Regions from separate parts of the Homo sapiens genome. Here region 1 is linked to region 2. Evidence: read pairs that join two places in POLR2A ChIA-PET (ENCODE). Cell type or tissue: GM12878. All regions are shown on one strand.

Region 1 (2,500 bases), 61 kb before region 2:
CCTTTTGTTCCGCTCTTTCCCTATTATCTTTATTGATGCATTAATTTAACTTGTAATTACTTTGAACACTCACAAGCTGGCCAGTCAACCCAAGAACAAGAAACTTGGAAGTTTCTAACTCTTAGGACACAAAGGAGCTGCGTCTACTCCAGCGCCTGCCAGGAAGTAACCACCATCCTAAATTTGGGGTTTACCCTTTTATCAAAATTCAAATACTGTTTCGTTTCATCTTCATTGCTTTGGATTTTTTTTTTTTTTTTTTTTTTTTTGAGACGGAGTCTCACTCAGTCGCCCAGGCTGGAGTGCAATGGCGCGATCTCGGCTCACTGCAAGCTCCGCCTCCTGGGTTCACGCCATTCTCCTGCCTCAGCCTCCCGAGTAGCTGGAACTACAGGCGCCCGCCACTACACCCAGCTGATTTTTTTTTGTATTTTTAGTAGAGACGGGGTTTCACCGTGGTAGCCAGGATGGTCTCGATCTCCTGACCTCGTGATCCGCCCGTCTCGGCCTCCCAAAGTGCTGGGATTACAGGCGTGAGCTACCGCGTCTGGCCCATTGTTTTGGATCTTTACATGAGGAGACCCATTGCTGTTGAAGTGGACTCTTGGACTTGCTTCTTTCCCTCCCTGTTAGTGATCAGCACGGTTTTTGGCAAGCCACTCTGTGTCCCATCTGTCACTGTGGCCCTTCTGGAGCTGCCCCGTCCACCCACCATCATAGCAGCCACGACCAGGCGTGCACAGGGCTGAGCACCTCCCAGGCGTCAGCTCATTAAATGTTCCCCTTGATCCTGGGAGTCAGAGATTTTCGCCCCCATTTTGCAGAGGAGGAAGTTGAGGCTCAGAGAGGTCACCTGTAGCCCAGGGCCAACCCGTTGGGCAGCGTGGGGCTGGAACTTTATCTGACGTCCTCAAGTGGGGTCTGCCTGGGAGTCAGGGGGCCAGGGTTCCGGGCCCAGTATTCATCTAGGCATGGAGCCCCTGGCCCAGGGTGTCCGGGCTCTTCCCGTTCGGTTCTTGGTAGGACTGGCCTCTGACAGCTGAGAAAACCAGCCTCATGCGTCATCTGCTGACCCTGGGGACAGGAGAGGCTCCACTGCCCCTTTAGGGTTGCTGGTGGGGAGACTGAGGCAGGCCTCAACCCCTGTCCAGCACCGAGGTTTCAGCCCTCCCGGAGGTGGGGCTGCTCACGCTGAGGCGCGGTGCAAGGTCCCGGCTAGGGTTGGTGGCTGCGGGGTCCTGGGTTTTCTGCTATTTGGAGAATTTTGTTCTTGGATCCTCCCTTCCCTGAGCACCCACTTGGTGGGAGGGGGCAGCTGCAGGATGGGAACCCTGCACGTCGCTCCAGGTTGGGGATCTGGCATTTTGGGAGCAGGGAGGGTTTGGATGGAACAGGTATCCCAGGAAGGCAGAGGTGAGGCATGGCCAGTTCTGATTGGAACTTAAGGCTGTAGGCCTGAGGCTCCAAGGTGGGTAGTTGGGGGCCTGGACAGCTGGCCCTCGCCCAGCCCCATCCCACCCAGGGCCGCCTTCAGGCCCACGGCTGGCACCACCCACAGGGTCAAAGCCCAGTTCTCTGCTGCAAAGGAGCCCAGCCAAGCCCATCCCCTCGGGGTTACTGTGGGAGAGTGGGGCTCCATCCTCATCTTCACGCTTGCTGGGAGCCCCTGCCCAGTGGCCTGGTGACCCGATCACTGGGGCGGACAAGTCGCTCCCTCTCATCCCTGCCGCCCGTCGGCCAGTCATGTTCACCTACTGTGTGCAGCCCCTCCAAGGCCCAGAGTTCCCGGGACACGGTCTCAGGGTGGCAGCAGAGGGATGGGGTGAGGTGGGAACCCTCAGATGCAGTGGTCTGTGCGCCTCACTGAGGAGGCCATGCCCTGGCTGGGCCCTGATGGCCATGGGGAGGTCTGGGACAGGGAGGCCCAGGCAGAAGCCCTGGGGAACTGCTTGGCGGCCCTGGATAGAGAGCGGCCGGGGCCAGGGCAGCCAGGGACAGGGCTGGACAGGGGAGGGAGCAACGTGTGAGGGGAGCCCTGGGGGTTCCAGCAGGGCAGTGGCCTCTGAGATTTTGTCCAGACCCTTCCTCTGGCCCTGCCTGGCCTCAAGGGGCTCCAGAGTGGAGGCCAGGGCCACCGAGGGGCTGCTGTGGACGCCCAGGTGGGAGTGGCGGAGGGTTGTGGGTCGGGATAGCAGGAAGAGGGTGAGCGGGGCTGGTAGCCAACAGGAGGTGCCGACAGGAGGTGCCAGGGGTGACACCCAGGCCCTTTGGTGTGGTCAGTCCCTTGCGATGACCCAGGGCTGCTCTCCGAGGCATGGCCAGGTGGTGTGAGGTCCTGGCTCCCAGCCCACCTCTGCCACTTTCTGGCTGGCCTCCTTGGGCAGCTTTCTTCACCTCTCTGGGCCTCAGTGTCTTCTTTGGGATGGAGACGGAACCCCATCTTGTGGGGCTATCGGGAGCTTCAGCACAGCTTCCGTCCTGTGAGGCCTTCCCTTTCCCC
Region 2 (2,500 bases):
GGCACTTGAGCAGCTACCGTGTGCAGCCCTGGTGGGGTGGGGGGCGGGGGTCAGGAGCCCTTGTTCTGAAAGTCCAGTCCCTGGCCTCCAGGGCTGGCAGTGTAGCCCTCGTCCAGACCCAGCAAGTGCAGACTGGATGAGCTGTTGAGGGTGACCCTCCCTGCCCTCATGCCCAAAACAAGTAACTGGGGCCCATGAGGCAGTCCTGCCACCAGCACCCAACACTCTGGGAAGAAATTCCTTTCCCCACTGATCACCCCACCCCCAGCCTGGGCACTGGGGGGTGTTCCACCTGCCAGGGCTCCTGGCGCCTCCACACTGCGGCACCCACCACAGGGCCGGGCTTAGCCTCTCACTGACCGTCTTCCCCTTCCTCTCCTCTCCATGCTTCCTAGTCTCACGGGAAAATGGTAAGCACCTAGCGCCCAGGTCCTCCCACCTGCCTCAATCATCCCAGCCTGGTGCTGGCACTTCTGCCCGGAGCCAGGGGACCCAGGGGCCTGAGGGGCTGGGCTCAGGGTTTTCTTGGTCCTTCGTCCTCCACTCCCTTTCCCGATGATGAAATGATTTGTATTCATGATGAAAGGCTTGCCCGCTAAGACAGTGTGAAAGGAAAACTCCGTGATCCTCAGTCCCTGGAGCTCGGGGTCAGAGGCTGGGGTTTCTTGGTCTCTCTTCAGCTCTCCATCATCCTTTTTGTTTTTCTGTGTTCTCTCCCTCCTCCCTCCCTCTTTCTCCCCTTTTCCTCTCTCTTTCCTTGTTTCTTTCCTCCTCCCATCCCCGCTCCACGCTTCCCCTCTCCATCCCTCCCTTCGTTCCTCTTTCCCGCCATCTTTTCTAACCCAGTAGGCTCCTATTTGCCAAACTCTTTTTTCTGGACCACTTTGAAAGCCCTTTGTCCGAGAGCTCGGAGAGATGGCGAGGCCTGTGGGGTGGCCGAAGGGGAGGCAGGGAAGGGGGCAGTTGTGGGTTGCTCAGTCGGGGATGGCTTCACGGGGGGTGCCCCAGGCCCATGGCTGTTCCCTGCCTTTTTGTTGTTACTGTTCTACTTCAGAGAAGTGAGGTTTTTTTAGCATCACATTTAGGAAGTGAAAGTGGGTGGTCAGGCCTCGTGGAGGGGCCCTGGGTGGGGCCCTGCGCTCATCCTTCCTGGGATCCTGCCCCCGCTTAACATGCATCTACATATGCACTCGGTGGAGCATCCTCGCACATGGGCGCAGGCAGGAGTGCAGACCTGCCCAGGCATGTGTGTGTGCACCCACAGGAGAGCACCCACAGGAGAGCACACACAGGAGAGCACCCACAGGAGAGCTCACACAGCATGGGTGCATGTGCATCATACGTGTTAGTACATGTGTGTACCTGCAGGGACAGATACAAGTGTGTGTGTGCACATGCTCACAGGAGCACTGGGCACACTCATGCACAGGTGCACACGCATAGACACGCGTGCAGGCACAGATGCACACCCATGCACGCAGGAGCACACTAGTATGCATGCAGAGGTGAAGGCACAAGCGCATATGTATTCTCACGTGAGGGTATGGGCACACAGCTATACATGCATGCATACAGAGGCACGTGTGCACGTACAGCATGGGCAAGAGAGCAGGTACACACGTGAGAACATGTGTTCACACAGGCACAGGCACCTGTGCACATATGCATATACACACGTGCACATGCTGCACAGGCGAGAGTACACGTGGACATGTGCCAGGATGTCTGAAGCCGTGTCTATTGCAAGCATGGCCCCTCTCCCCCCTGCAGTGGTCCTACGGCTTCTACCTAATTCACCTTCAAGGAAAGCAGGGCTTCCAGTTTTTCTGCAAAACAGAAGATATGAAGAGGAAGTGGATGGAGCAGTTTGAGATGGCCATGTGAGTTCCAGGGCGGCAGCCCCCAGGTCCCTGGCAGATGAGTTGTATGGGGGGTGGAAGCCCAGGTGGATTGTGTCTGTGGTTCCTCTCAGACCAGGGGCGGTGGGAGGCAAAGTTGGAACGTCAGGGACACAGACAACCTCCATCACCCCTGGGACGCCAGCCTCAAGCAGTGACATCCTCTTTAACAATCAGTCCAGAGTGAGAGGGCTCTCCCTCTGCCACAGCCTGTCCCAGGCAGGCTCCGCTGTCCTGCTGGAATGAGCCATCCCACCCTTGAGGCTGAGCCTGGCACGCCCGGCCCACAGAGCAGTGACCGGCTGGGAGTGGCCATGATGCCAGAGGATTCCTGGTGACCCCAGTCTTCAGGGTCTTACGGGCTGGCGGCTTGTCACCTGTTTTTGAAGCCACAGAACTATTTTTCCATGAGATCCAAGAGGACTCATATCCTAGATATGTGAAACAGAGAAAGATGATGAACGGGTTCCCGGAACACGGACCCTGGAGGGCCAGCAGGGTTGTCTGTGCTTGAGCTCTGCGGGCAGGTGAGCTGGGGCCTGCAGGCAGGTGCACTCGCCTCTCTGACCGTTTCTTCTGGTGAAATGGAGAGGGGAAGGCCT

Evidence for each region. Peaks named below come from ENCODE experiments on the same cell type or tissue, not always from the same donor. Only the 100,000 strongest peaks of a DNase experiment are listed, where the experiment ranks them.
Region 1: POLR2A ChIA-PET joins it to region 2 with 7 read pairs; 3 of 35 experiments call an interaction of 5 or more read pairs at or near these places.

What each region holds. Positions count from the first base shown.
Region 1 is chr9:133,846,049-133,848,548 of GRCh38, reverse strand. The region is part of intron 3 of VAV2 (vav guanine nucleotide exchange factor 2); the gene reads left to right. Among named protein-coding and RNA genes, the nearest start is that of SARDH, 110 kb to the right of the region's middle. In GM12878, no CTCF peak of the experiment used is centred here; no DNase peak of the experiment used is centred here.
Region 2 is chr9:133,785,156-133,787,655 of GRCh38, reverse strand. It overlaps VAV2 (vav guanine nucleotide exchange factor 2), which reads left to right. Exons shown (of 30, transcript NM_001134398.2): 16 at 396-410; 17 at 1,771-1,880. Among named protein-coding and RNA genes, the nearest start is that of SARDH, 48 kb to the right of the region's middle. RefSeq lists enhancers at 154-706, 978-1,387. In GM12878, no CTCF peak of the experiment used is centred here; a DNase peak (open chromatin) is centred at 1,115; H3K4me3 peaks cover 791 bases; H3K27ac peaks cover 1,786 bases.